Linked DNA regions of Mus musculus: region 1 is linked to region 2. Evidence: chromatin loops called from intact Hi-C (ENCODE). Cell type or tissue: left cerebral cortex. All regions are shown on one strand. Links, peaks and the distances in the headings refer to the core of each region. The heading gives the core; the rest is flanking DNA. Region 1 holds the start of Gimap8 (GTPase, IMAP family member 8). Region 2 holds the start of Gimap3 (GTPase, IMAP family member 3).

The links. A loop is a pair of places that touch in the nucleus more often than their neighbours do. Peaks named below come from ENCODE experiments on the same cell type or tissue, not always from the same donor. Only the 100,000 strongest peaks of a DNase experiment are listed, where the experiment ranks them.
Region 1: a loop joins it to region 2, with 9 times the contacts of the local background. A loop is called at or near these places in 38 of 42 quality-filtered maps.

Annotation. Positions count from the first base shown.
Region 1 is chr6:48,636,992-48,652,923 of GRCm38, reverse strand. It overlaps Gimap8 (GTPase, IMAP family member 8), which reads right to left and starts at 5,690. Exons shown (of 6, transcript NM_001077410.1): 1 at 5,639-5,690; 2 at 5,397-5,517; 3 at 2,081-2,738; 4 at 1,821-1,863. The coding sequence starts at 5,488. In left cerebral cortex, for the core only: CTCF peaks have their summits at 5,760 (motif pointing left), 7,087 (motif pointing left), 9,737 and 9,940 (motif pointing right); DNase peaks (open chromatin) are centred at 5,758, 7,079 and 9,955.
Region 2 is chr6:48,764,588-48,780,519 of GRCm38, reverse strand. Gimap3 (GTPase, IMAP family member 3) reads left to right here and starts at 9,669. Exons shown (of 5, transcript NM_031247.3): 1 at 9,669-9,878; 2 at 11,674-11,783; 3 at 12,744-13,030; 4 at 13,994-14,028; 5 at 14,554-15,932. The coding sequence starts at 14,001. The coding sequence ends at 15,431. In left cerebral cortex, for the core only: a CTCF peak has its summit at 8,298 (motif pointing right); a DNase peak (open chromatin) is centred at 8,325.

The DNA of each region.
Region 1 (15,932 bases), core at 3,981-11,980, 130 kb after region 2:
TCATGTGTGTTCTTTTGTGATTGGGTTACCTCACTCAAGATGATATCCTCCAGTTCCATCCATGTGTCTAAGACTTTCATAAATTCATTGTACTAAAGGGCATTGGCTGAACTTTGAATCCCAAGGCCTGTAAAAATCAGTACATTGATAAAACACCTCCACTCCGTAATTCTTATAAAAAAGAATACCTTCCCTGGCTACTAATGTACAAACTGTACAAATAATATACTTATCATTTTAAATACTTTGGGGACTGAAGTACATGTATGTTACTTCTTAGCACATGATGTCAGTTACAATTATTATTACTACTAAATGTCATAAATGACTTTTTTATTATCTTGGTGTACTTTAAGAGGAAAGGACCTTGTCTAAGTGATTCACTGTGAGAGTTTCAGTTCTTACACAGGGCTGACCCAGAAATAAGCTAAAATGTATCTGTGACTTCATAGGCTGGTATGTCCTCACTACAGACGTTCTAGTTGCTATTGCATAGTGACCCATGTTGCTACAAAGGACACACAACTAATAGAAGTCAGTACAAAGATGCTATGAACTCGTGCCATTCGTGAGGAGTGTTTCCTTGTCCTGAAGTAGAAATTTCTGGTTTCTTTGGAGACTCAGTTGTGTCATGTAATGTTTTTCTGGAAACTCTCTCATGAGAGGATGTTTTTCCTAAAGCATACATGTGAGAGGATGTTTTTCCTAAAGCATACATGTGAGAGGATGTTTTTTCTAAAGCATACATGTGAGAGGATGTTTTTCCTAAAGCATACATGTGAGAGGATGTTTTTCCTAAAACATACATGTGAGAGGATTGTTTTTCCTAAAGCATACATGTGAGAGGATGTTTTTCCTAAAGCATACATGTGAGAGGATGTTTTGCTGAGAACAGACACCTGATGTTTTTCTGGAGGCAACCTGGGAAAGGGGCATGTGCTAGAGGGGCTGTGTGAGAGAGCATGTGATGTTAGGAAAGGGTATAAGTATAACTCCATGGACAGTGGGTGATGATGGGTGGTATTTGTGTGCCTTGCCATTCTTTACTGGTCATCGCTGGGCTTTGCTGACACTGGGCTTTGCTGATGATGCTGGGTAGTATTGGCAGGCCTTGTCATTCTTTGTTGGGCTTTCATAGAGAGAAATGCACCAAAAAAAAAAAAGTTCTGGTGGTGTTCTGGTGGCCTCTTGCCATTTCCTCAGATTCCAGCCTATTGGCAGAGCCTTGCTGTTTCTTCTGGATTGATCTGCCTTTGCTGATTCGTGAATAGCATTTGTGAGATCTGCCATTGCTGATCCATGTTGGTGTTTTGCTAGAGGACTGAACTGTTGATATACTGACAACAAAAACTGGACTCGCCACCAAAGAACCATTTCTAAACAGGTTTACTTGCCCTGTATCCTAATAACTTCTCTTTTGCACTACCTCTGGAGGGTGGTGGGCTAGAGAGGAAGTTGAATGCTTATTAAAGTAGGTTGGGAAAATGTATGCCAACATGGTCCCCATCAGGAATACTAGACTTATGTCCAGGAAGAAGAAACTGAGTTAGGCAGAAAGCCACAGAAAGCAAGTCAGGCTCCATAGAACAACAGAGGAGGCCAGGGACACTTGCAGTGTGCAGCAACTTGAGCTCTGACGGCTGCTTCTGTACCGATTCACACATGTCAGGAGTCCTCTGGGAACAGGTATGGATACCCACAGAGAATGGGTCTCCATGTATATTCTGTTTCTTATTTGTTAGTTTTCCCACTTTTCTTTGGATGGGCAAAGTATTAGAAGAATGCAGACATGAGTCTAAATGTTTAGGTGATCAACTTACCACACAGAGTGTCCCCTTCATATGTCACTCCATTCCCACAACCCTAGAAAATAAAAGGGAGGATGACACACACATGCCTAAAGGAGGTCATCTTTTCACACAGTGGCAGATGGAGACACAATCTTTCATATCCAACTCATATCCTCTCAGTGATGAGTCCTTGGGTTGCTTCAGGTTTTGCTATTTCAGAAGATGCTGTGGTAATCATGCAAGCTAGTCTATTGATTTAGGTTTATCTTCTCTCCCCCCCCCAATCCTACCTGGACTCCACTGCTTTCCATTTTTAAGGGCTCAAAATATGGCTCAGGGCTTTCCATCATCAAAAGTTCAATTGCATCAAGCAGCTTGAACACCTGCAGTTCCCGCTGCTTCTTGTCTGCCTTGTTGTTGAAAGTACAACATCGTCGACTTCCAATGTTTTTAATCAACTCCTTCAGAGACTCCTTGCTCTCAATGTAGTTCCACAGGGAGTCTTCATCCAGCTCATCTTCCCGAGTGAAGACCACAATCATGTGTCTGTAGGCTTTAGGGCCAATTTTACCCCAGATGCCTTCAATGGTCTCCCTGTCCTCCTCTGTATAGTGGCCAATGGGAGTGACCAGGAGCAGCACACAGTGATCATCAGCTAAGAGCTCCAAGCACTGCTTCAGGTTCTGCTGCCTAACCTCTGAACAGCTCAGTGAGGAGAAAAGATCTGGGGTATCGATGACAATGACCTGTTTCCCTCTTACTGACACACTCTCGCTCTGGCATCTGTCGGTTACCATGTGATCACTGAACTTGGACTCGAACACGGCTTTGCCCAGAATGGTGTTTCCTGTGGCACTTTTGCCTGCGCCCTGTTTCCCTAGCAGGAGGAGCCGCAGTGTGGACGTTCCCTGGTTCTGCTTGAAGTTGCCCTCCTGACCCTGGCTGGCACTGTTGAGACAAAAGCAATACATGAGTGCTCCATCCATGGCAAGAGGAGAGGGGACAAGAGGAAAGCTGTCCTCCTTGTTCCTGAGAATTTAAACTACTCGGTTGGGAAGCAGCTCAGCTGTAAGGTCTTGCTTCACAAGTGTGAGGCTCCTGAGCTCCACAGTGGCAGGTGCTTGTAATCACGGAGCAGCAGAGACAGGCAGTCACCCTGACGGCAGTAGTCAGCTAGTCTAGCTTACAGTAGGGATGGAACCAAGGGCAAGCTAAGCCTCATCTCCAGCCCATGAGTTCTGATTACAAAGTTTGATATTTACGCTAGAGGGCTCAATGTACTCAGAAAGTTTTAAGGAAGAACACAAAGTCTCCATAAGCTCATCTCAGAAGAGGTCAATGCTAAACGTGTGCTTGCTTCATACAATTCCAAAAGCTGGGACAACATGTTAAGACATTAAAAGTTATTGGGATGAAATGAGTATAGTCTGTATGTAATTCAAACCCAAACTTGAGGTCTAGGGGTAGAGTTTTATGATTGTAATGCATTCCCCCAAAGTTGGAAACTTCATCCAACATTCAGCAGTGTTGGGAGATGAGACCTAAGAGATAAGAAGGGCATGAAGCCTCTGTTGGCCCAATCTACTCACAAGTAGATTGATGCCATCTGGTGGGAATGTGTTGCAGAGTATGAGGAAAGTGAATGAATGTGCAGTGCTGAAGACATGACCCAGAAGTTAAGAGCACTTGCTGCTCTTGCAGAGGACCTGGGTTCAGCTCCCAGCACCCACATGGCTGTTCACAACTCTCTGCAACTCCAGTTTTAGAGAATCTGAGTCCCTCTTTTGGCTTCTGCAGTAACTGCATGCATGTGTTGCATATTCATTTTTTAAGTAAATAAATCTTTTCAAATGAGTCTGTACCCCTCCTGCTGCTTCTTATATACCCACATTTCCCTTCTCCTTCTCATCATAGTACAATAATATGAAGGCCTGTGCCAGGTGTGGACCCCTTAATCTTGGACTTCCCAGCCTCAGATATTTGATGACCTGAGTATATAATGCACTAAGGCAATCCACTGGGCCTGCAAGTAGATGGACAACCAGCACTCCATCCTTGTGGAAATGTTAACTAGTGACTAGAAGTGGTTAGAAGGGTAATCTGGTTTCATGAAACAGTGTCCCCAATGCCCTCACCACGATCACACCACCTTCTCACTCCAGGCCAAAATCTGTGACCTCAGGGTGAGTCCCTTGCAACCAGTCGACAGAGAAAAGGACGACCTGTTTGGCAGATGGTTCTGTACATGTGGGCACCACCAACAGAGGACAGCTACCTCACTGTGGCCAAGGCTTGGGCATCTCTTGAGAACACGTTGGAAGAATATTCTCCCCATGGGGCAGAACTTTGAGCAGCGCACCTTGTTCATTACACTAAAAGAAGAAATGGTCAGATGTGCAACTATTACCAACCCATGGGCTCCAGCCAACCATTTGGCTGGATGGTGTGGATTTGGAAACAACATGGCTGGGAAATCGGTCTGGAAGAGGTGTCTGGAAGGACTGCGAGGAAGACAAGCAAGAGAACTTCTGAATGCCCATCAAAAACTGACCTCAGCAAAGGAAGAGCTTGATCATCAAGCTGACAGGGTGACCCATTCTGTTGGTGCCAGTCATCCTCTTCCCCAGTCACCTGATCATCAGCCAACAATCTCATCACAGTGGCCACAGTAACATGGATAGGGACTATACATGGGTCTGGTAATATCAAAGTATACAGTGCCATCTCTCTATAGCAGGATTCATGGGTCAGCAATTCATGGGTAAAAATCAAATGGGAACGACACTACTTGACCTCAGCAAAATCTTTGCTTCCAGTCCCCAAGATCTTACACTTTGTTAGCACAGAGGTCTTGGCTACAAAGAGCAAAATGTTTCCACCAAAAGACAATCATCACCCTATCCTGGCAGTTGAGTGAGTAAGTCTGTGAGTCCCGCTCTGTCTTCCCTGGATATTGCCCAAGGGTACCACGAGTTCAACCATTGGAAGGAGCTTCTGTGATTCATCCCACATCAAGGTGCAAGTGGTCCCAGAGAAAAGAGATCAGAGAGGCCTCCAGAGCCCAGCGGGGGAAGACGTTTAGTCCTAGACAGTGAGTCAGTCAGCATAAGAAAAGGAGTTAGCAGGTGAGGGCCAGTTTGGATTAAATGTACATAAACTCAAGACTTCCTTCAATACATGACTAACTGGATCTTTCTGTGAAAGGACTGGAAATTGTTCGAAGAGAGAATATAGGACATAGATACTGCCATCTGCTTCTCCAGGAGACCAACAGTCCCAGTGACAACCAGTGACTTCCTTCTGGGAGTCCAACCCCTGAGACACTCCCTGCTGGATCTTGAACCTCCCTGTCTGCCACACTTCTGTCCTCTTCTTCCTCCTTAGGTGTGAAGCCTTTCCCCACAGACCTCCTGGCAGGCAGCTGTTCCACATTCTTTCTTGGGAAAAATACGGTACATCCCTACTGGATCTGGTTGGAGTGACATAATTCCAGCTCTTGAAATCCAACCCAACACAGGGCAGACTGCCTTCCACAGTCTAAACTTATCACCCCCCCCCAAGCTATAATAGACCCCCCCCACACACACACACACCTCTGAAACATACCTCGGTCTTTCCCCCTGTCCTACTGATGCTTCACAGCTTCTGTGCTCTGCCTGGCTTCCTGCAGCTGCTCCTTGGTGGGATGAAGTCGCCATCTCTGCCCTCAGGTCAGTGGAAGCAAATCCTAAAGAGGGCCAAGAGCCACACAAGGAGAGTTAAAGATTTACCAGGCCACCCCAGTCTCCCTGGCAGGAGGATTTCCAAATGTTTCTAGGAAGAAAGAGGTTTCTAGAAGCATGTCTTACATCAGTAGAGCCTGAGAAGGAGCTCAGAGCACATAGGATGAACACGGAAGGGGCTTAGGGAGGGGCCGGTGTGAACACAAAGGCACAGGTCTTCTGGAGATGCCCTTGGGTGCCACCATGTGGCTGTGGGAGCACAGTCATTCACACTGCTACAGACAAAGATGGTAACAGAAAGGCCTACTTGGGTCTTGTCCTAGTAAGCTTCAGCTATGAATGTAACACAGACCTAGAGTCATCTGGGTAGAAAAAAAAAAAAAACAAAAAAAACACGACTGAATGATTGCCTATAACAGACTGGCCTGTGGCCATGCCTGAGAGCCATTTTCTTAATTGCTGATTTATATTAGAGTCCGTCAGGGTGGCCTGTGTCATCCCTCGGCAGGTGGCCCGAGCTGTGTAAGAAAGGCAGCTGAGCAAGCCAGAGGGAAAGGTAAGCAGCATTCCTTCATGGTCTCGGCTTTAGCTCCTGTCTCCAGGTTCCTGCCTGGAGCTCCTGCCCTGGCCTCTCTCCTGCAGATTATCACTTGTAGACTGAAATCAACCTTTTCCTCCTCAAGTTGCTTTTGGTCTTGATGTTTATCGCAGCAACAGAAAAGCAAACTAGATCAGGTCTATTCTTTGCAAAGACCAAAATCGGAAGTTTTTGATGAAGTCAGTTTGGGAGTAAAACCCAGCAGACTTTCCTCTTGGCTCATCCCCACCACCGTCTCCCTCAGCCTGGACTGATCACACAATGTAGATAAAACTACAAAGGAACCATTTGCTTTCTCCCAGAATAAAGTGCTCCCTCATAGATGAGAAAAAGCTTTCCCCCAGCTAGCAAAACACAGAAATGTTTGAACCTGAGTTTTCATATGACTCACAGAACTCACTGTGTCCCAGCGACCTAATCTGATCTGTACTTCCTAAGCAAGGGGCACACTGAGAACAGCATGGTTTCCTTGTTAGAAGTCTAAAGTGACGTGTGCTTATGCTATAAGGATCCTGAAGGATTTGGGGAACAGGGCACATACAGACTCATACACTGGCAAAGAAAACTGCCCTATCCCCCTCCCCCTCCCATTCACTCACCTCACCTTAATAAAGAAGGTCCACTCATAGAACAGTCCCCACCTCCCCTGGGCACCAGGTCAGTGCATAGAATACCATCTAATTAAAATGTTGAGGTGAAAACTATAGACTAGGATATACAGGTGCCTGTGAGGCTGAGCTAAGGGCTAGCAAGCTCTTGCTGCTCCAAAACTGAGAAGCCATGGACTTGGGGGCGGGTCGGGGGGAAGGGCAGGCGTCCTAAATGAAATAATAAGCTTTGGAAGAGTGCTTAAAGTGAAATTAAAGCTTCTCACAACTTCTTCGTGACTTAGCAGGTCGACGATTGGTTTGCTGAATGATTTTGCTCTGCGGCCTTTCTGGTTTGGCTCTAAGGAAGGATGGGGTCTCCTGCCCTCTAGTGGCCGTGTGTAACGACACATGGAGCAAATGAGAACCTGAAAGGTCCCTGCTGACTCTCCTAGCTCTCAGTAGGGACAGGACAAAGTGGGACTATAAACTAACAGAAATTGCATAAGGAGAAAGATGCGGTCATGCAAGGAGGAGTCTACGACGGCCATGAATTGTGTTAGACACAGAGGCTAATCTGTGCGTCACGCACTTTAAGACCAGCACTTGGGAGGCAGAGGCAGGTGAAGCTCTGTGAGGTCCAGGCCAGCCGGAGCTACATAGTGAAACTATGTCTCCAAACACAAACAAAAAAGAAGAGGGAACATTTGCAAGGATCCCACAGTCTCAAGTCAGGGAAGCCGCGGAGCCTGCCACAGTGAAACTACCTATGGGGTGTGAGCACCGTGGTATGTTGGCGAGCCGTGGGAGCAAGGGAGAATATGTGCTGTGGAAACCCCCACTTCCCTTCTGCAGTTGACAGACAGTAGCGGAGGCTACATTTGATGGAACCTGTGAGTGAGGAGGATGATAGCGCACTGTAATCTGGAAGGGTCAGGAGCTACGTTTCCCCCTGGGAGGTTTCTCGCTTTTGGTGTGTGGTGTGAAGACATTCAGGGAAAGTTTTCTGGAGTGCTCTGAAGATCTCCTTTTCTGCCCGCTCCTGTTCCTGTCCTGGTGCTCAGTGCTGCTTTTGAGAATGGCAGGAGCAGAGCATGTGGCTATGATGTTCACCCTGACACTTTCCATTCTGCCAGGCTTTCTTATGCACCGGACCTACCAGAGGAAGTAAAGTTTTACTTTTCCAGAGTGGTGGCAAGTCCTCCTCCACCTCCTCCTCCTCCTCCTCCTCCTCCTCCTCCTCCTCCTTCTTCTTCTTCTTCTTCTTCTTCTTCTTCTTCTTCTTCTTCTCTCTCTCTCTCTCTCTCTCTCTCTCTCTCTCTCTCTCCTGATTTATGGCGAGTTTTGGTTTGTGAGCATCTTTTCTGGGTCAGTTCAGTATAACCAACTAGATAGCTTTAAGTGAAGACTGGGACCATTGCATCCCCGCGGTCAGGGAAGCTTCCTTTCCTTGGGGGAACCCAGAAAAAAGGTGCAACTTGAGTTAATGGGGTACAGTTGGCTCTTCTTTCCCTCCAAGTGCCAGCATTCAGGGTAAATGTTGGCCTCTGGTTGAACCCATAATGCAATGTGTGTCCTTTTATTCCCTATAACTGATCTCTAGAATTGGCCTATGTTTAGTCTCCAGACACTGATCTTAAAAAACTGCCAAGCCTCTCCCCCAGCATAAGTGAGCCCCACCTCTAGTTAACACTAACCAGTTCACTTCATTAACCTGTCAACAACCAACCCTTTGCCTTCGCCCAGCTGTTCTGAATACCTGGGTTAAGCTCTGTGTTGTCAAGGTACAAATTTTCTATCTTGATTCTGCTAAGCATATATGCTTATTAAATGTAGTCAACCTGTATGTTCTTTGGGTTTCTTCTTACATTGTTCAATAGTGTTCACCCCATGTAATTGCTTATATGTCGTTTGTGTGTGGGGGGGTTGCAGGGGCTAGCCTGTATCCATGACTGACTTGGGTTTTAAGTATCTATTTTACTTAGCATGTGGGAAGCACACATGAATACTGAGTTCAGAAGACAACCTGAAGGATTTGGTTCTCTCTTGCCACGTGGGCTCTGGGAATTGAACTCAGGTTGACAACAAAAATGCCTTAACCCACTGAGCCATCTTATCAGCCCTAATTTTATGTGCTTGTTATCAATATATATGTTCTGTATGCCATAGTAAAATATATGTTAAGTGGTATGATTTCATGATAAAGTTTCTCCACTCTCAAAAAGACTTTGATGCTAGTGGCCTATAAATATTCAAGAATGCATGACAATTTTCAGACAAGCTGGGCTGCCTAGCAGAGAGGTTCAGATTAACCAAGCCACCTGGAAGAGGCTGCAGGCTGGGCAGTAAGCTCCGGGTTCCAGTTTTCTCCAGCGGGTGGGCTTTGGGGATGCAGTTGTCTTTGAGTCACTTTTGATCCTGTAAGTAACCCCTTATCCATATGCCTATAAGCAATCCCAATAAAACTCACTGGTTCACCCAACTGGACTCTGGTGGCATCCTTGCTGTGGTCAGTTAGTCAGCTTCCTATGTGAAAGTAGATATTTGTCTCCCCAGAAGTGTCCCATGGCAGACAGTAACAGAAAATGACTCCTACCAGAGTCCCATTTCACTCTCCAAAAAAAAAAAAAAATGACACCTAACATTTTAATCAGTGGAACCCTGACTTCTCACAGAACTGCTCTCTCTTTTTTCTACCCCTGTCATAAGTAATAACTGTACATGGGGGAACGACGCATTCTGTTGGAAGAGAATTCAAAGAGAGGCTGTTTTGTTTTCCAGTTTCTTCTATAATGTGCTTGTCCATTTATGTCCCCAAACTGGAATCTGGTGAAATACCAAAATAAAATGACAGATCAAACCATTATCCTTAAATAAAATAAGAATTAGATACAGAGGACTAAACTCTTCTAGATTTATAGCTCGCTACTCTGTATGAGATCATGGCTATGTAATCAAACTGGCCAGAAGAAAACGAGATTTAAAGACTGTATTATTTAATTTTCTGTTGGTGTGATAAAAAAATACCATACCAAAGCAACTCAGAAAAGGAAGTGTTTATTTGGCTTACAATTGCAGAGTGGATGTGTGGTGGCTTGAATAAGAATGGCTGCCACAGGCTCCTGTCTGAATGCTTGATTCAAACAGTTCCTGGATCTGTTTGGGATGGGTTAGGAGGCATGGCCTTGTTAGAGAAGGCAGTCTTTTTTTTTTTTTTTTCTCCTAGAACCATCAAAAATGTGCACTAGAGGGCGCTATGTTCTTCGAATACCAGCGTCCATGCATGTGAGATTTCTGCATCCTTCATAGCCCATTCATTGAAGAATCCCAGACAAGTTGCACTTTAAATGGGAAACAAGGGGCTGGGGATATAGCCCAGTGGTAGAGCACTTGCTTAAAATGTGAGGCAGTGGGTCAATTCACAGACTGAAGAGAAAGGAAAAAAAAAGGAGTTAAATCAATTCCATCATGGGGATGCATCAAATGGTATCGCTCCCAAACAGGTCTATTTCCAAAAAACACAATATTGAGAGTCTACAGATTTGGGGGTGGGGGGGGCCCTATAAAATTATGAAAGCTAAAGACTGTTCTCACTCCAATTTTTCAAAAAAAAAAAAGAGGCCAGCAATAATAACATTAATTAAATGTTTACAGTATGATTAATTTAATCGATTGTTAATATGTTTTTCTCATATTATCAAACTCCTCAGTCAGCTGAATGATGGCCAAAAAAGCAGAGTCAGATAGCAGACAACTAACTGACTAAAGAGAGCTGGAACTTGAGATGGGCAGTGTACGTCTGGCTCCACACTTTGGAAGCTCAGAGTTGAAGGGGAGACAATGGGGAGGTAGGGGAGTGGGCACAGCAAACAAACCGGCAAGGGCAAGTGCTACAACAGTCCATGAGCTGAGCCGTTGGGGTTTTGTTTTGTTTTGTTTTGTTTTGTTTTGTTTTGTCTTCTGTCATTTTTGTTTTGTCTTTTGTCGCATTTGTTTTCTCCCATCAAGATTCTCTTTATCACAGGCCCAAAGCAAAACAGCCAAAGGACCATGAACCAGACCTCTCTCCAAAACTGTGACCAAAACACTTTCTTCTCATCCAAAGTTAATTTTTCCAGTATTTTGTTGTAATAACAGGAAGCTACCCAACTTGAAGGACATTAGTGGAGAATGCTAACGGGGAAATAAAAGCAGGCAGCAAGCACAAAGAGAATAGATGTGTAGTGATTTTGATAGTGTCTTGAGTCAAAGCCTTCTGAGATGTTGACAGCTGTACCGGAACCATGAGTGACAAGAAAGAACTCTGGGATGAGGGAACATATTTCAGAAAAACCTCACAGAGGGAAAACAGAGAATAGGAACTTTCTGTGATGCAGTATGGGTTTTAAATCATAACGAATGCCAGAGGAAATATGCAAATAGCCTTGACTTTGGTGGCTCTAGGTTTAAGTTTTCAATGTCACTGTGGTGAAGTGGTTAATATGAATCCAGTAGCAACTTCGAAGTCCGAGTTTTGAGCTTTTCTGGAGTAAGGTACACATGACAAATTCTCTCTCATACTGGGCAGCAGCATCAAGCCACGGCCACAGCCAGCCCTGCTGCTCCTCAGGGGACCATAGTGTAGGTGTTAAACATGCTGGACCTGCAGGCTTCATCGGACGATGATGGATTTATCAGGAGAGAGCCACATCATGAGTGAAGGGACATTTGTGTACTGAAGAACTGGGGAGTACGGGAGGGCAGCAGAAATGACCTGGAAGCACCTGGAGGGCAGCAGAAATGACCTGGAAGCACCTGGAGGGCAGCAGAAATGACCTGGAAGCACCTGGAGGGCAGCAGAAATGACCTGGAAGCACCTGTTCCAGTTCTGTCTGGTTTATTTCTCATTCTCTTAAGGAAGCCAGCGGACAACCTCAGGTGTTGTTCCTCAAAAGCGGTAACTACCGGTTCTTAGGGTTTTTTGTTTTGTATGAATGTATGAATATATGAATATATGTATGTATGTATGTATGTACATGTATGTATGGGTGCATATATGTATTTATGTATTTTGAGACAAGCTCTCATTGGCCCAAAGCTCACCCACTAGGCTAGGCTGGCTGAGCAGCAAGCCCTGGGGCCTACCTGTGTCACTCCTGGTATTTTTATATGGTCTCTAGGGATGAAACTAAATTCCTCATGTTTGCAAGTCAAGTACTTTGTGACTGAAGTATCTCGCCAGCCTTCTTTAAGCCACATCCTGAGGTTGAATCATCATTGTGTGACTGAAAGGACACGCAGTTAGGGCTCACCTGTAAATATATTTCTGGCTGTAATTTGGTAATGTTCTGCTGGGGAGTTTGTAATTATAGTCCTGAGTGAGACTGGCCTAGTTTTCTTCCGTAGTACTATCTTGTTATGGGAGTCTCCTTGCCTGACTTTGAAAGTGTTTCCCACATTCTCTATGACTGTACGGGAAAGCCATTTAATGGGGTTATGGGGATAAAGATCTTATTTTTCTACTGAAAATTCAACTATTGTGAGTAATTGTGACCCAGCATATATTCTAGAAAGTTGTCTGTTTCTTATAACTGTAAAATTGATTATTTGTCCATAGAATTCTGTGGTGTTTATAAAAGCATTGTATGCACGGTCATGCTCCACTCTGCTTCCTAACACTGTGTGGGTGCTATGTTCCCCTCCTCCCTCTCCATCCCCATAAGAGGTTGTCTGTTTTGTCTTTTCGAAGAAGTAGTTTTGATGTATTCTGTAACCCATTATTTTTATTGCAACTTTTCTGTTTCTATTTTAACATCTTAATTTTTTTTTTTTAATGCTGGAGATCAAGCCCAGGGCAAATGTTGGTGATCTGCCTCAGAGTTATACCCTCTGCCTACTTTTGCTAATTTAAATTGGACTTTTGTTTGTTTGTTTGTTGTTATTGTTGTATTGATGGAAGTTCTAGCTGCTCACCCAGGCTAGCCAGGAACTTGCCCCTGATATCACCCGCAGTCTCTGGAGTTCTGCAATACAGATGCGCACCACAGCCTGCCCTTTCACTATTAGATTCCCGATGTTTCTTCTTTTCTAATGAATGTGTTTACAGCTACATTTTCCTCTAATTACTATTTTAGTTATGCCTCACACGTTTTTGAATGTAATGTTCTCGGAGTTTCATGTTCGCAAATACTTATAATCTACATTGCAATTCTTTTCTTTGACCTGAATTATTTTTTAAACCATCTACTAGATAGAAGCTTTTATTTGTAATTCATGAGAGAAATTTGATGACAATTTGAAACTACCCAGGATTGACACGTTGGGACTCTGTCACCTGACAGAGCTAAAGGATCTGGTCTTCTGAGCCCAAGGAAGCTATGCAGGTGGTGTAGGAAAAATGAAGTCTCCTCGAGAGACATCCTGATGAGGACAGTGACCAGTCACATCAGCATCTGCCTGAAACACCCACAAGGTAGACAACAGGGAACAGGGGAGCAGAGTGAGGGCAACAAGCTCTTCTCCTCACCCACCACAGGCCCATGGTGGAAACCCTACAACAAAGGGCAAGCTAAGGAACTAAAAGCACACAGGCCTATTTCATATAAGCTTTATGTGCCACGGAAGCCTTCAGAAATAAGAGACTCACAGAAGCAGGGAGGCCTATTGACTGACTGTCCATTCAGTCAGTTCTCCGAGAAAGTGACTGCAGAACAATGGGATATTCTTATCTAACAGTGATGAAAGTAAACAAGACCAGTTGAATCCAGTTCTCCCCAGCATCTCTATGACTTTGCATTCCCCTTGCATAGAGAGGACTCCTCTGGAATGAGGTCAAATATTCTTTTGTGGCCACTTCAAGGAAGTAGGGAGAGGTGGAAGTGACCATCTGACAGCTGTCATTTTCTCAAATATTAAGATACCATATTAGGGGTGATGTGTCCCCACCAAAGACACTACAGTTCTTTTGTGATCAAAAAACTGATGTAGCGTAGGCTTAGATACTTTAACTAGGGTTCTTTAACACTTCAACCTCCCTTCTAGCCCACCTAGAAGGTAGGGGAAAGGAAAGAGTAATAGGAAACAGGGTTTGTTGAGCTCTTTAGAAGTAGTTCTTAGGGTGATTCCAACCTTTGTTGTCAGGATATCAGCAGTCTAGTCCAAAACTTTAAACATGAATCGGTAGTGTCAGTCAAGTTCAATTGGCAAACACCAAATATGAATCAGTAGCAGCAGTTCCATCCAGAAGAAGCCATGAGGCTCTGCCGAATTAGCACCAGTCAATGGAAGCCACAAGAAGCAGCCAGAATGTTTCTTTATAAAGTCAGGACAAGTGAAAATCAGTGAAGACCAACACTTCACTGTCTGTGCACTGTCTGTGGGGTTATCTTTATATTCTTTCTAAACATCACATGTTCTCTCAAGTGTTTGCTCCAGCAAAATATCACATGCTCTTCAGAAAAACAACACGTGTCTATTCCAGTAAAACATTCTCTCACATGTCTGCTTCATCCTCGCATAAGACAGCTTCCAGGAAAACATCACATGACACAACTGAGTTTACAAAAAAACCAGAAATTTCCACTTCAGTGTGGCCTCCCCAGTCCTGGAAATCATATAGCCTTCTCTCTCACATTACCCCTGTAGAAAATGAATGGTATGCTGATACACTCTGCCCATCAGAGAATTCCCCTCTCAACTCTCAGGACACCCTGTGCATCTCCATGCCACCCTCCCCAGGAGCCTTACTTGCCAAGGCTTCTGCAAAGGCTCTCTTGAATCCACATGCTAATCTTGGAGCAACCCACCACTCCACTAGCATTTCTCCAGGTGCCAGAGAGGACCAAGTCAACCCCTCACCAGGAAAATTCCAGCTTCTTCCTACACCCAAGGCCCCCTTCCGGGATGTATTCAGTTCACTGTGGTTATAAAGGGAGTAGTGACCACGTGGTCAGAAGCAGCTGTGAAATGCTGCAGAGTCCAAGAGCAGCCGTGGGTTTTTCTCTTATGGTTTTTCCAGAAGCAGAGTCTGCTCCAAGGTGGCCCTCCTTGAATGCTGCTAGAAACTGCTAATGACTGAAGATTTCATGCCTAAAGGAAAAAAAGACAGTGTGCTGCATCACCAAGCATCTGCCCCAGGGCAGAGGTAATGGCTGTTCTAGTGGGAGCTGCAGCTGAGCCTTTGGAGCAGAGAGGAACACCATCTTGAGATCCCTGCTGCCTCCTCCCAAAGACACAGCTGCGCAGTTGGATAGGAGGGAATCTTCACATTCCCCAGGGCCTTGGACAAAGCCGATCACCAGCCCTTGTGGACCTCTGCCCTTCACACCCAAAGCATCCTCAGGCCAGTAGTCCAGGGTCAGGCCCACATGCAGGGCAGGTGGCGGGGGTCAGGGGGGAGCCCACAGTCAGTTCCTCTGCCCAACTCTGGTCAAAGATCAGAAGCAGAAGTTCAAAATGGTAAGGAAAAAAAAAAAAACCTTCATCAAAGTCATACAGACCCTGGCCCTTACCTCTAAACTCAACTCTCAACCCTTGTTTCCATTTGAAAAGAACTTCTGTGCCTTCACTGGGGGTCCAATCATGAACCCAGTGACAATTCTTCACTGACGACCCACAGCTGACCAGTATCACACAGATCTAAGCCACCTTCTGTGGAGAAAAAAAACAAAAAAACAAAAAACCTTGGGTCTTCAAAGACCTTGTCCCACACAAGGAGGCATCCAGGAAGCAGAGCCTGAAGTGGTGACCCTCAATTGGCAGTCTGAGAATTATTAGGAAGATTCCAGAGAAAAGGAGCAGCTGCAAACAGCACAGGACAGCAAGGATGCCACAGTACATCTCAGCAGGAAACCCTCTTCCGTTCAGCCCCCCTGGAAACTAAGCACAAGCTGCAACACAGAACTCCTTGCCTCTCCTGGTCAGCTTCCAGTTACCACCACCACCCCACCCCAGGCTGGGCAGCTGTAAGCCCTGTCTGTATTAATTCTCATTACTATGACCAAATTCCTGCCAAGAAGCAATTTGAGGGAGGTAGGGTTAATCTGCTTATAGTTCAAAGGGGACATCTCATCATGAAGGGGAGATATGGCAGCAGTGGGGAGGTGCTTCAGGAAGGCTTGCTGTCAGGAACAGAAGGAAGCTGGGAAGATGGAGGCAAAGCTTGTGGCCTAGGCAATTATTCATAAATAGTAACTCTCAAGAGTTGTTATTTTGGGAACTTGGGTCCAAGTAAAAAAGCCCATGGTCACACTAGTGA
Region 2 (15,932 bases), core at 4,324-12,323:
TTTTTAAAGTGGGAAATTCAAAGGCATCATATAAATGGGCCCTATTTTCTTTTTTAAAAAAAAAAATTTTATTAGGAATTTTCCTCATTTACATTTCCAATGTTATCTCAAAAGTCCCCCATACCCTCCCCCCACCCCCCTACCCTCTCACTCCCACTTTTTGGCCCTGGCGTTCCCCTGTACTGGGGCATATAAAGTTTGCAAGTCCAATGGGCCTCTCTTTCCAGTGATGGCCGACTAGGCCATCTTTTGATACATATGCAGCTAGAGTCAAGAGCTCCGGGGTACTGGTTTGTCCCGCGCGCTATCGTCTCGCCAGCAAGAACACACACGGACAACCGGATCCTTCTGCAGCAATGTTTTATTATGCTAGCTTCAGCATGAAGAGGAAGACCCCGAGCCCCAAAAAGGCACTGCTTATATACACCTCAGTGCGGCGTGTCCACACCTGATTGGCTGCTCTCTCAGCACGCCCCAGGATGGGCTGTGACTTGGCGCGAACACACTCTTGCACATGCGTATATTGCTTGTTTACCAGTTAGGCCACACAGGCACAGTGGAAACTGCTTCACACATCTCCCCCTTTTTGTTTTATTAAGACGAGGCTGGTCTAGGCCTCTGCAGTTACGTCCATCTGCTGTGGCTCCTGTTTTAGGTTGTTCCTCTAATGTCAGAGCCTTACCCGTCATAGGGTAACCCTATCACCACCGGGCCCCATGTCTTAGGTTGGTCTGTGCACGAGGAAAGTTGCCCGTCTCTGGATACCACAGAGCTGTGTGACAATAACCGCTAGATGGCCTAGGGTGAACTCTACAAAAGAGGCCAGCCAAGTTTTAAAAATGAATTAGTGGGGAAATCATGATCACCCTATCGCGTGCAATGAGGAAACCTCAGCGATGTGCAAGGGCTAATCAATGATCTTTGAGTCTCTCTCATCCCAGTGCAATGGATCCATAAATCCGTGGGGTGCAAGAGCAGAGAACTCAGATGCCGACTAATTCTTGAGCATAGATAACCAAATTTCAGGGGAAGCCCCTTGTTCAATGACCACAAGTGCTTGAGTGATCACGACCTTGTCACTTTTCTGTTGAGATCTGAGTTTGCAAACCAACCATAGCATAAACACTATCCCACAGCATAAAGCTGCGCCAAACAATATAACCCCCACCCACTCCTTAAAATAAGAAACTGCAGAGGTAAGCCAAGAGGTAAAATCTCCAAGGGTCACTGGTTCCACTCTGGTCCCATTAAGGTTCAGGATCTGTATCTGCAGCCTCGTCTGCAACCTTTCCAGCTCCTGTGACCAGTTCCCCTTCAGGTAATTCGATAGATCTGTACTTCTAATAAAAGAATCATTAATATACCTAACGGGAATAATGCACACATGCGGAGTGGATGCCACACAACTCATTTGTATGACATCCATCATCTGTTCCATTTTATGTTGTAAAATATCCATTCTCTGATTCACTAACATTCACCTGAGGCGATATGAGAATCCACCCTTTACAGGGTAAGCAATGCCTCAGACGTTTTTTCTGCTATCTGACTTATAGTGTCAGCAGTATTAATTTGATCTGCCCAATTAGAAATAATATTTTTCTTTAAAAAATATACAGGGTGTAAAAGGTTTATCCACATTATGCACAAAGCATAGTGTATAATTTAAATGAAAACTAGTACTCTTATACACCCGTGGCTCTTGAGGAGTTTGTCGTGCATAAGGCACATCCAAAAAACATTCCTTTGCAAAAAACAAAGGCAAGGTAGAAGAAATGGAATGTACCAGTAAAGGTACTGGCCATGATCTTACTATGGCCCACAAAGGTATACTTATCCTGGTCTCAATCATCAGGAGCAAGAGGATCATCTTGAGGTTCATCTTGCTCTTTCACGGTTGTTGTCAGTCGCGTTGGGACCCAAAGTGAATTTTCTTCACCCTGTGGAAAAACACAAATAGCTCCCCGGGATCTGATTAAGATAGGATCCGGGCCATACCATTTATTATCAAGGACATTTTTCCATTTGACCATTTCCTTTGGCCTATCGGGCTCCAAACTATGATGATCAGCCGCAGAGTGACCATGCTCATCAAGATTTTAAAAATTAATGGTAAAGAGTGCCATGGAAATAGCAACTCTTGGTACTGGGGATATCGCGTCTTCCACAATTCCCCTTCTTTGTTTTATTAAATAAGCTTTTATAGTGCGATGAGCACGTTCCACAATGCCTTGTCCCTGAGGGTTATAGGGAAGGCCTGTCAAATGTGTCACATTCATTTGATGACAAAACTGTTGAAACTTATTAGAGGTATATGCTGGTCCATTGTCAGTCTTTAAAATAGTGGGTTTACGCCAAGCACTCCATGCCTCCAGGCAATGTTGGATCACATGTGAGGCTTTCTCTCCTGTCAGAGGCGTGGCAAACATGATTCCAGAGCAAGTATCAATTGACACATGTAGATACTGACTTCTTCCAAAAGAAGGGATATGTGTAACATCCATTTGCCAGACCTGTAATGGCCTTATACCATGTGGGTTTATTCCCACATAAGGGGTAGGTAAGAATTCACAACAATTTTGGCTTTGAGTAACAATTTCTCTAGCTTTTTTTCTAGTTAATGCAAAGCGGCGGCGTAAAGTTTCAGCCGTCACATGAAAGCGCTTATGAAATTCTTTTGCAGCTTCTGCCTGGGAAGACAGAGCAACGGCCACAATCTTAGTGGCTTCATCCGCCAAATCATTTCTTAGAGACATAGGACCAGGGAGGCCCGAATGTGCTCTGACATGGGTGATATAAACGGGGAACCTTCTATTTAATAAGGCAAATTGTATTTGTTGAAAAATGTTGGCGACTCTACTGGAGGGTTTTATTACCCCAGCTGTCTCAAGAAGATTAACTGCATTAACTACATAGGAAGAATCAGACACAATATTAAGCGGTCCTGGGAAGGCCTCAAGAACCTCCAGTACCACTAAGCATTCCACAACTTGAGGTGAGGTTTCATTATATTGCTTAGATACTACCTTACCATTAACCACATAAGCACGCATACCAGTTTTTGATCCATCAGTGTACACTACAATCCCATCTGTGAGTGGATTCTTGGCTGTTACGTGCGGAAACACTATAGCCTGACTCAGGGCAAACTAAGATTGGATGCTTTGGGTAATGATTGTCAATCTGTCCTGAAAAGGAGGTGACTAAAATTGCCCAATCATTAGATGTAGCTGCCAAGGTCTGAACTTGTACAGAGGTATATGGTACAATCAAAAGATAAGGTTCTTTTCCAAAATAAGTAATAGCTGCTTTTAACCCTCGAAGTGCGAGTTGTGCAACTGCATTAGGGTACCAATCTATTATTTTAGCAGGAGATGCATTTGGATGAACCCATAATAAGGGCCCATTTTGCCACAAAACTGCTGTTGGCAATTGGGCTGTCTTAAAGACACACAAGTCAAAAGACTGTGACTCATCAATGCATTGCAATTGAGCCTCCTACAAGGCATTTTCTACAATTTGTAAAGCCTGACCAGCAGCAGGGGTAAGTGCCCTGGGGGAGATGTGAGGGTCTCCTTCCAGGATATCAAATAAAGGCTTTAATTCTGCAGATGAGATTTTCAAAAACGGTTTCAACCAATTTATATCCCCTAACAATTTCTGAAAATCATTTAAGGTATAAAGACAATCTTTGCGAATTTCTACTTTCTGCGGAACAATCTTTTCAGGATAAATGACTGACCCCAAAAATGTTCCCATCTTGGCAATTTGCACCTTTTCTGTGACTACATGCAATCCCCATTGTTCCAATGTTCTAACCAAAATGTTCTCCAAGCTCTCGGCAAATCCTTAGCCAGTCCTGCAATCCTTTGCTCTTTCTAGGCGTAATTGCTGTCCTGCACTCCTGTGTAGCCTGTTCAAAGACCAGCTGCTCTATTAGGGGCATTGCCTGCTCTGGATCCCCAAAGATTCTTCCTGCAGCGTCCATCATCCTGGCTACAAATTCTGAAAATGGCTCTTGAGGTCCTTGTATAATTTTTGTCAGATGTCCTCCTGCCTCTCCTTTCCTTGAAAGTGCTTTCCACACCTTAATGGCAGCAGCTGAAACCTGAGTGTATGCTCCCCAATTATAATTTGTCTGGTTGGCAGCATATTGTCCCTGACCTGTCAGTAGATCAAACGTCCAATTCCTCTGATCTCCTTCAGCAGCAGCATTAGCCCTTGCTTGTGTTTGAGAGGCATCATACCATAAGGCTTCCATTCTAAATACTGTCCCATATTAGTGAGCACAGCCTTTGCCACCATTTGCCAGTCTCCCGGAGTCATGGCCAAAGTAGCAAGTCTTTCGACTTGAGATAAAGTAAAATTGGAACTAACTCCATAATTACGGACCAACTCGGCAAGTTCTTTGATCTGTATGTGCTCCACAGACGCATGAACGCATCCTCCATCCGCTGCCTCAAAGACAGGAAACACCTGCTGTAATTTTTGCTGCTCGTCTCGAGGGATAAAAGTATCTGAACGAAAATTTTCCACATAAGATGGAGGGAAACTAGGGCCTGAAGACCAAACAACGACCTGACCCTTGCTTCCATTCCTTTTGGACTTCCTCTCTGATTCGCTAGGCCGTCTTTCATCAGGATGATGTCTCTCTTCCTCATAATGAGCATCTTCCTCCTCCAGATCTTCCTCATCAGTGGGACTAAGCTCCTTACTTGAATCTGAACCATCAAGTCCCAGAGCTTCAAGTTCCTTTACCGGATAAAGGCTCTTCTTTTGGGGGGCCTCTTTCCCCCCCGCTCCTCTCTCTTCTCTCCCGGGGCGTCCTTTCCCCATTCTCTCACTTCCTTGGATCCAGGGTCCGTGGAAGGGCCCTTTTTCTTAGGTATACCCTTTTTTCTTTGAGCTCCTAATCTTTTACCCCGCTCTGTTTCTGACATGCTGTCTTGAACCTCCTCCAGCACTCTCTGTCCTGCTTTCACTATAAGGAAAAGGATAAGTGCCGCAAAAACAATTACGAAGGCTTCCACTGCCCCTTCTAGTTGTGGAGAAAGACCAGAACCAAACATGCCTCTCAGAGCTTACCTTGAAAAACTTAACCTGGCTGCAGTTCTGAATCCGCCCCGCGAACAGAGGGTCTCCTCAGCGCCGGTGATGGTAAGGCGTTCCCAGGTTTTGGCACCACTTGTCCTGCACGCTATCGTCTCGCCAGCAAGAACACATGTGGACAACCAGATCCTTCTGCAGCAATGTTTTATTATGCTAGCTTCAGCATGAAGAGGAAGACCCCAAGCCCCAAAAAGGCACTGCTTATATACACCTCAGTGCAGCGTGTCCACACCTGATTGGCTGCTCTCTCAGCACGCCCCAGGATGGGCAGTGACTTGGCGCGAACACACTCTTGCACATGCGCATATTGCTTGTTTACCAGTTAGGCCACGCAGACACAGCGGAAACTGCTTCCCACACTGGTTAGTTCATAATGCTGTTCCACCTATAGGGTTGCATATCCCTTTAGCTCCTTGGGTATTTTCTCTAGCTCCTCCATTGGGGGCCCTGTGATCCATCCAATAGCTGACTGTGAGCATCCACTTCTGTGTTTGCTAGGCCCTGGCATAGTCTCACTAGAGACAGCTATATCAGGGTCCTATCAGCACAATCTTGCTAACGTATGCAATGGTGTCAACGTTTGGAGGCTGATTATGGGATGGATCCCTGCATAAGACAGACTCTAGATGGTCCATCCTTTTGTCTCAGCTCCAAACTTTGTCTCTGTAACTCCTTCCATGGGGTCCTATTTTCTAATAGCCTAACAGGCTATGGTTTGAAAATATGTTGGCTATTCATTTAATGTAGCTATTAGTGCTATTGAATTAAAGTAATCATCGTATATCTGGTTTTGATCTTTCTGGGTTTTCCTAGCCTTAATTTTTGCCCTATTTTGTATTGAGTAACTTTTGTGATTTCATTTGGTCACTTCTAGTGAATTTTATTGTTGTTGTTGTTGTTGTTGTTGTTGAGACAGAATCTCACTTTTCAACCCTGGCGCTGACCTAGAACTCACTATGTAAACCAGGATGGCCACAAGCTCAAAAATGTCTGCCTTTGCCTCTCAAGTACTAAAATTAAAAGTCCACTGTATCAACTTATTATTTGTATCTCTTTAGAAAGTTTTAAGAACACTGACATAGGAGCTATGCATTTAAATTAGTACATACATTATTAGATAATAGTATACTTACTAAATAATACAGAACACATAATTTAATGCTCTAAAATATCAGTCCCACTTTCCTGCTGCTATGCAATTTTGTGAAATGTAACTCTCCATTATATTATATATTTAACAGATTTGTCTATCATTTGCCTGTCATCCATTTGCCTATGAATCAAATGGGCAATTAGAGAAGCTAGAGATGGGTCCTATACATAAACAACAACCATAAATCAAGTAACCAGATGAAGGAAACAGTGCTGAGAGCCGTGGTGAGATAAAAGCCTTCACTGTGATGTAAGAGGCAGAGGCAGCCAGAGAAAGAAATGTCAGCATCCCAGGGTCGAATCAGCCCTCTGCAGTCATTTAAGACTAACTCACGGAGATGGAGAGATGGAGAGATGGCCGAGCAGCTAAGAACACTTTCTGGTCTTCCTAAGAAACCAAGTTTGGTTCCCAGACCCCACATCAGCTCACGGCCTTCTGCAGTTTCAGCTCCAGGGGACCTAATACCTTCTTCTGGCATGACCTTCACTCATGTGCACACACAATCACATATTCATACACACAGAAATAAAATAAACATTCTCCCAGCACTCCCACCAGCATTGCCAGCTGGTGACCTTGGCTATCTCTCGCTATGCTTTTACAGGCTTTGATTTGTCAAGTACGAGCGACCATTGCTCTCCTACCCTTTATTTTCCTCTTCTCATCCCTTTTCAACCCCCCTCTCTATTTCACCTCCTTTACTCTGATTCTTGCCCTGTCTCATCCCTTTTTATCCTCTGCTGAGTTTAAATTAATTAACTTTATTAAAAATAAGTTCTTAAAAATTCATTTAACCTATATTTTCTCTTTTATATGTATAAATGGTTTTGTCTGCAATGTATATGTGCACCGTGTGCTACAGTGCCTGCAGAGGCTAGAAGAAAATGTTGGGATGAGTTACAGATGGTTGTGAGTGCTGGGAATTGAACTCGAGTCTTCTGAAAGAGCAGCTGATGGTCTCAACTGCGGTTATCTCTCCATCCTCAGCAGTTTTAAATTTACAGAAAATCTGAGCAGAAAGTACAGAGGGGGCATGCTCTCCTTACCAGTTTCTCCTATCAGTAACATGTTGCATTAGTGGAGTATTGTTGCTGTCCATGGAATTGTATTCATGTATTTTATTAACTAAAGTGTGTAGCTTTACAGCAGGGGTCACTCATGGTGTTTGACATCCTGTGGGTCCTGACAAGTGGGTGATAACAGCAACCCACAGGTCAGATAGAATATCTCATTAGCATAGATTCCTCTGACTTCACTGTTCATTTCTCCCTCTACTTCCCCAAGTCCCTGACCACAGGTGATCTTCACAGTTGTCCTTTCCAGCATGCGACAGAGCTGTGGCTATACAGCACAGAGCCCTGCCAGATCAGCTTCTTTCACGTAGCAGCATGTATATACGTTCCCTCTGAGGCTCCATGTGTCCTGCTAACGCATCTCTTTGTAGTTCCCATTGCCCGGGTGTGTCACACCCACCTACTAAAGTGTATCTGAGTTGTCTCTGCATTTGGATGGGCTTTGTGAACAAATCTGCCATAGGCATTCGTGTTTGGACTCTCGTGTGGGTACAGCAGCATGGTTTTAAACAAGGTGATGAGAAAGGAGGGCTCTCTAGAGTAGCAAGTCAAAAGGAAAGCATTTGTTGAGGCTGAGAGGCGACGGTTAGCCTTCAGTGAGTAAGAACTTTTTATGTGCAAGCATGAGAACCTAAGTTGGAATCCCCAGCATCCAAATAAAAATCTGGGCATGACTGCTTGTGCCTGTAATCTCAGCATCGGGCGCAAAGTGGCAGGTCCTAGAGCTCCTGGCAGTCAACCTAGTAGAAATCAAGAATTCACTGAGAGATCCTATTTCAAGGCAATAGGGTATCGCAGTAATAGAAGACACCTTCAGTCAGTCTTCTGGCTTTCCTGTGTTCACTCAGGAGCATGTGCACGTGCGAGCTCAGGCACATCAAAAATAAACAAACAACTCCCCCAAACCACTGTTCAATATTTCCAGACTGGGCAAAACAGAACACAGCAAACCAGCAGGTAACCAGCAGGGGGCAGTGTTTGCAAGACGTCGACGCCAGTTCCCACTCCCTTCCTACAGTTTTGAGCCTCAGGCTCTTGTTCTCATTGGCTGCAGTCTGGCTTCCTTTCCTGCTGACCGTCCCTTCACAGCAGGATGCACCTTCCCTTTGGAGGCGTGGACCAGAAAGCTGCAGTGAGAAAAGGTTCCAAACAATCCCTGAGTTCTGTGAGGAAGAAATCACACTGCAGGAGCTGAGGTGGATTCAGGAACCCACAAGAGCATACATGTCAATTAAAACAACAAAACAAAACAACAGCCAGGCAGTGGTGGCTCACACCTTTAATCCCAGCACTTGGGAGGCAGAGGCAGGCAGATAGTTCTGAGTTCAAGGCCAGCCTGGTCTACAGACCGGGACAGCCAGGGCTACACAGAGAAACCCTGTCTCGAAAAAAACCAACAAACAAAACAAAACAAAAAGCTAAGGATATGAACATGCAGGTTATAGGAACAACATCTATATTCATTTCACCCAAATAGATCCCATATCCCACTCTCCTCCTTGAACATTCTTTTGTTTAAAAAAAAAAAAAAATCACCCAAACTTGGGATTGGAGGGATGGCTCAGTAGTTAAGGAGCCTTACAAGTGTTAATAGTTCCAGATCCAGGGGATCCAGCAGCCTCTCCTGGCTTCTGCAAGCACCAGGCATGTGCAGAGGGCACTTGCATACATGTAGGCAAAACACTCATACGCGGAAAAGAACAGCAAGTGAATAAAAAAGTGATCTGAACTCAAACACACGGCTAAGTGGAACTCCTCCAGGGAGGAGACCTGGCTCACTCCGGATCCTGAGTCCTGCAGGGCAGCAGGCAGAGGCACAGGGACTTGGGATTCCACTAAGTGCTGTTGCTTTGCCTAAACCATACTATAGACTGGGTAGCTAGCTTCATGGCTTCTGTGGAGACAAGGTCTGCCCAGGTGAGAAAACCTAAGCCTTGTTCTCCCATACTCTCCCTAGAAGCCAGGGTACCTTAGCCAGGCTCAAGCATGATAGCTATTGATCTGTCCAGTGGGCCCTGGAGAGAGCCACTTTAGGCTCAACTGCCACCTCAAATTCCATCTAAGAAGCTACCTCCGGATGGCAGAGGTAAACAGCAGAGCAGAAGAGATGCATGCTGTCTGCCTGGTGAGGAGGAGCAGAAGCTAGAGTCTTGGGTTGCCCATGCTTTTAGACTTCTAGATTCTCTTAGGCCCATAGAGAATACTTTGTACACAAACATCTCAGTGGTGTGGCCGATGAGGGTGGAGCAGGAAGCAGAACTTTTTTTTTTTTTTTAAATCAACCTTTTCCACTGGCTGCCTTCTTCAGTGGCCCTCAGAGCACCCCTTTTCAGAGAAACTCATGTACATCACCCTTTCCCACCCCTCAGGAGACACCGTCTTCCTCCCCCTGGAAGACAGATCTTGTGAGCTGGCCTTCACCTCTTGTAGCTCTTGTACTTTTACGAAAGACTACAAACCAATGTGAGAGGCTGCCTAGGCCTGGAAGGTAGCTCCACAGTGGCTATAGATCTTGAATGGAAAGATCCTCAGGAACTCACCAGGTAACAGGGATCTTGTGGTGTGTGTGTGTGTGTGTGTGTGTGTGTGTGTGTGTGTGTGTGGTGTTCTTCTATCCTGCTCACCCTTAAATCTACCAGTAACAATTAGTGTCAACCTGAAGGGAAAGACAACTGATCTTTTTTCATAGACTGTAGAGAAATTCCTGTTCCCCAGGGACTTTTAGTCTTGTCTGTGGAACATCAGTGAGTTTTCTCCCTCACAGAACAAGGCTAACACACCACTGAGGACTCAGGAGAGGTGGACTCTTAGACATTCTCCTTGCTTTCCAAGGGCGAAAGGGAGCAGACAAGCTTCTAAAGCAATTTCCCTAGAGCTGTCAGCCAGGCTTGTATTGAGTGTCTGGGAACCAGAGAGCAGCTGGAGGGGAACCAGTCTTTGGGACGGGGCATCAGACCGGGTTTTGTGAGCTGGGAAATTAGAGTTGTGGCAGGAAGATGGAACGTGGGCCCCATGGGTGATCTGAAGTTCATACACTACCCATCGTCCAGAAGGAACCCTAGCTGTCTGACTAGCATTCGCTTTATCCAGTCGGGGTCAGGACTCTATCAATGGATAAGAACAACCCCAGGCTCTTCCCCAGAGCCTTGGGTTCCTCGATGTTGGAGAGCAAAGGGACACCAGATGTCTTTTTCCATCACTGACTGTGGTCTGCACTCTCTGACTGGCTAAATTATCTATTGGCGTATCATCTCACTGAATCCAGTACTCACTGAGTGGCTGGACTGGCTATCTTATCTCCCCGTCCCCTGCAGGTTTAATTTTCTTTCTTTCCCATCACTTTTCTTTTTCTTGGTGAACATTCACAGTGCTGGGCAGGAGGGAATTTGTTTTGTTTTGTTTTGTTTTTCGAGACAGGGTTTCTCTGTGTAGCCCGGGCTGTCCTGGAACTCACTCTGTAGACCAGGCTGGCCTTCAACTCAGAAATCTGCCTGTCTCTGCCTCCCGAGTGCTGGGATTAAAGGTGTGCGTTCACTCAGGTTCATCTGTTCACAGAAAGCATTTGCTGTTTGTTTTGGATAAAGTAATACATTCTTTAAAGACCAGTCAAAGCAAACAGAATGAAGCTGCAGGCAGTAAAGCTTTTATTCCCGGAAAGGACCCCATGACCATTGCACACTGGTTTTCCCTCATAACAGCATGACACATTTTCCCCATTAGGACAGTTTGTTCTCAAGATGCTGTGGTGAAGGATATGGGAAAGAAAGAATGATATTATCAGTTTTCTCAAATGAGACCAAGATAATCTGCACAAGGCCAACACACAAGTCTGTGACCTTCTCACAGTGCTTCTAAGTGTGGCCTGCCCATGCCCTCTTCCAGTCTCTTCCAGTCCTGCATGAGGGAAGCACTGCCAGGGGAGGGCCTCTTAGATATGGGGAGCTCTTCCACTTTTGCTAGCTCCAAGGTTCAACCAAGGGCCAGAAATAACTGACACACACACACAAACACACACACACACTGACTTCTTAAAAAATAAACGAAAGGACTGACAGGTGTGTGGGTGAAGTGGTGGAGTGGTAGGGGTGGGCTGACACTTGGATCCTAGTGGGTGGGGACAGGGCACACTGCTGTCTTGAAAAAATGGTGGCCCAGCATAAAATGAAGGGGACCGCGTGGGAAAGGGGTACAGATGAGAAACAGCAAGGTGACAGTCATTTTGCTGGAACTGTGTGGGTTCAGACTAGAGAAAGCACTGGAGAGGAAAAAAAAATGTCTAAAGAAAAAGGCTTGAGAAGCAATGTTTCCACTCTTGCTTTCGCTCCTCTTTCTCCTCAGGCTTGATTCTGAGATGGCAGCAGTTTAAGGCTCTCAATTTGGAGGAATGACCTGCCACCAGTTGCTTGGCCAAAGGCATTGTATGAGTACTCCTGCCTGAGAGACTGTTGGTAAGCACCTAGGGGCGCCAGACCCCACCCATCAGCATACGCTGAGGAGCACAGCCCAGGGAGCTGTACAGGAAGCAGTGGTAGTGTGACCTTCGCTCTTTCATCGGCAGTGTTGTTCAACCTAGTCAGTCCCCTCACAGACGTGTAAGCCGCTCAGGGCTTCCACAGGGCCTCAGGACTGAGCTTCAACCCTTTCCTCTTCTTTCTTACAAAGAGAACAAAGCAAAGCTGAGGGTCGAGTTTGGTTCTCTGCATCTTTCTGCTTCAGCTGAGCCTTGGCTTTGATGGACTTCAGCTCTCCAGGGCAATGGAAACAACAGATTCAGAGATTTGCTTTAGGAACTGGCTCACATGACCATGGAGGGACAGAATGCCTGAGCCCTGCAGGTGTCTGGAGGCTGAAAGTTACTGGGCTAAATGCTGGATCCTGGCATCCAGTGTTGAAATTAAAGTTTAATTTATATTTATTTTAATTTATATTTCTTGTCAAGTTGGTCTCTGGACGGTTTCATATGTGGAAGAGCTAGAAAACATCTAGAAAATCCATTTGTTTCAAAAAGTGTTTTTAAGTGACACACCAGAGACCCTGAGGTTCTGTAATTAGACATTCTTTTTATTTTATTTTATTTTATTTTATTTTATTTTATTTTATTTTATTTTGGTTTTTCAAGACAGGGTTTCTCTGTATAGCCCTGGATGTCCTGGAACTCACTCTGTAGACCAGGCTGGCCTTGAACTCAGAAATCCACCTGCCTCTGCCTCCCAAGTGCTGGGATTAAAGGTGTGACCACTGCCTGGCTAATTAGACATTCTTTAGACACTCATTTTGAGGCTAATGTTGGATATTTTCGTTTCATTTTGCTTACATATGGGATTGACTACATATAGAATTAAGTAAAAACCAAATTGCTGGGCACGCCTATGAGGGGTTTTTTGCTTGTTTAATTAACTGTTTTAAAGGGAGACCAATTTCTAATCTGGATCCTTGAGATGGGAAGATTCACCTTTAACCTGGGTCATACCGTCACACCATCTGCTGGCAGCCATGGAAGAAGGAAGCTTGCTCTCTTTGCTTCATTACTCTCATTCTCACTGTCAAGTGCATTCCTTCACTGGCATTAGAGCATATTTCTTCAGGATTCCAGTGTATACTACAGACCATCTGAGATGTCCAGACTCATGGACTGAACAACTACTGGACTTCCCATTGGTAAACAGGCATAGTTGGACTGGCTGGACCAGAGACTGTAAGCCATTCTAATAAATCCCTTTTCTATTGTGTGTGTGTGTGTGTGTGTGTGTGTGTGTGTTCTATTAAGTTCTGTTCCTCTACAGAACCAGACTAATACAAGACCTTACTCCTGGAACATAGTCAAGGAAATACTCAAAAGCTTTGACAAGCAGGGGCCTGAATTTGGAAGGTCTGTATAGGTTCTTCCTGGTAAAAAAGCTGGGAAGTTGTTCTCCCTAACCTGGTACAAGAGGTAGGTAGAGTGGGGTAGGACAAGGATCAGAAAGGCTTGTGAAGAACAGGGTAGAAGGAAAGGAAGGGCCTGAAAGAAAGACACCCTCGAGGTGTTTCTAATCCCAGGATTGAACTGGAAACAGGGAAGCTGTAGATTCCAGGAGCACAGCACATTGACTATGCAGCCTTAGGACTTAGCTTTTCTTTCTGCTTACTGGGGGCAGCCCACCACTCCCAAACAGGTCCCACAGTGCACTCCTACTCCTTGGTGAACAGTTGCTCCTGGTTTTCTGGGAACTTTCCCAGGTTAGGCAGAGAAAATCCTGTGGTCTGCACTCAGCTCAACTCTGGGCATGGCAGAACCATTGCCAGAACGTGGGAAGAAGTTCATTTGTCTCTTGGAGGTACTGGGGGTCAGTTTCTAGTACTGGGTTCCCAAAGAACCCCAGATAGCCATGTGCTCATGTGCCCGGTAGGAAATAACTGAGCAACTTAATGAACTATTATTGTGGGATGAAGATTAGTTATGGTGACAATGAGTATATCCATATGCTCACGTGCACAGACCCATTTCTTGGGTCTTTCTCCTTTGGGTCATCTAGAACTACCTCTAAGTATTGCGTGTGTGATGTCAGCAGTTCTTTCTTTCTTTGCTCTGATGTCTCTTCCTACAAGATATTGGGCTTGGTATTGCATGTTACATTCAAATCCAATATGAACACTTTTTGCATATTTCTCCTTCTAGAAAAAAAATGGAAACACTTCAGAATGTTGTAACAGGTAAGAAGGCTGGTGGAGGTAGGACTCCCTTGCAAAGTCAACAGTGACTGCCCAGTGCCTAGAAAGGGACAAACTTCCCTCCAGCACCTAAAGCAAGAGAATGTTCTCCCAGATAATTGGACATATTAGGCCATTAACTGTTACACTCTCCAAAGCAAGGGCAAGTTCTTCAATATAAAATCTCACTGTCTGTAAAGTAGAGATCTGGATAGATGGGAGGAGACAGAGATAAAGAAGCAGACAGTTAGAATGACCAACCCTAGAAGGCCCTGAGCATACTGCAATGGCCTATCATCTCAGAGGAAGGTCCTGGAATAGTGCTAAAATCATCAATTCTTCAGGAAAAGATGTGTTAGACACTAAACATCAGGAACACTTGATCCCAGAAGTCCCCTGTGTGATGGGTGTAATGTTGGTAAAGCAGAGGGGTTGAGTTCCTAATTGGTTCCCGCTAATTCCTATCAGTTTTCAGCCATCCTTTTAATGGTTCATTTCTTATACCTGAGCTTCCCTACACTCCCACAGGCGGAAAGAAAGGTGGCTGCACCTCAGGGTCAAGGCCACTGAGGATCCTCCTGGTGGGCAAATCTGGCTGCGGTAAAAGCGCCACAGGGAACAGCCTCCTCCGACGACCAGCATTCGAGTCCAGGCTCAGAGGCCAGTCTGTGACAAGGACCAGCCAGGCAGAGACAGGCACATGGGAGGGGAGGAGCATCCTAGTGGTAGACACACCCCCCATCTTTGAGTCAAAGGCCCAGAACCAAGACATGGACAAGGACATCGGAGACTGCTACCTGCTGTGTGCCCCAGGCCCCCATGTGTTGTTGCTGGTGACCCAGCTGGGACGCTTCACAGCTGAAGATGTCATGGCTGTGAGGATGGTGAAGGAGGTCTTTGGGGTAGGGGTCATGAGGCACATGATCGTCCTCTTCACCCGCAAGGAAGACCTGGCAGAGAAGTCCTTGGAAGAGTTTGTGACCCACACTGACAACCGCAGCCTGCGCAGCCTGGTTCAGGAGTGTGGGAGGAGGTACTGTGCCTTCAACAACAGGGCCTCTGGGGAGGAGCAGCAAGGGCAGCTGGCAGAGCTCATGGCCCTGGTGAGGAGGCTGGAACAGGAGTGTGAAGGCTCCTTCCACAGCAATGACCTCTTCCTTCATGCCGAGACACTCCTTAGAGAAGGTTACAGTGTGCACCAGGAAGCCTATAGGTGCTACCTGGCCAAGGTGAGGCAGGAGGTGGAGAAACAGAGGTGGGAGCTGGAGGAGCAGGAGGGCAGCTGGGTCCTCAAGGTCCTCCCCATAGGCAAAAAGTTGGAGGTGTTGCATTCAGATTTTTGTTGGTATTTGGTGTTGGCCATATTAATCTTCTTCGTTTTCTTTTTTCTCTTATTTTATGTTTAATGCTCTGCATTTTATTGTGGATTGGGATCACTCACAAATATTGTGTTTTCTACCTATGGGAAAAAAAGTGTGAAGTGTGGTATGTCCTGGTGTTTTCAATTGTTAATTAAGCCAGCAACAGGCTAGCAGGATATGTAAAGGTTTGTCATTTCCTGCCCCCAAAAAGAAAGGCAAGCTGCCTTGGGGAAGGTGATCTTCCTCCATGTAGCCCCCAAAGCTGTTGGAGACCATACCGTGAGAAAGGGAGCTTTTCACAGTCTCCCACCCTGACAGGCCAAATGGCCTTGTGCTAAGGAGCCGGTTGTCACTCCCTTCTCCCTGTTTCCTTCCTGGCACCAGAGTCTGTAAAAGCTGAATTATAGTCCCCTCTTCCTGACTCCCATGACATCCAAGGACAGTTATGCGCTGAGCCCGGCCTGACACCCAAGGCTGTTAAGGAGGATCTATGTTCCGGAGATAAGACTCAGAGTGCCCGCCACCTGGCGCCTGACTTCAGCCCTC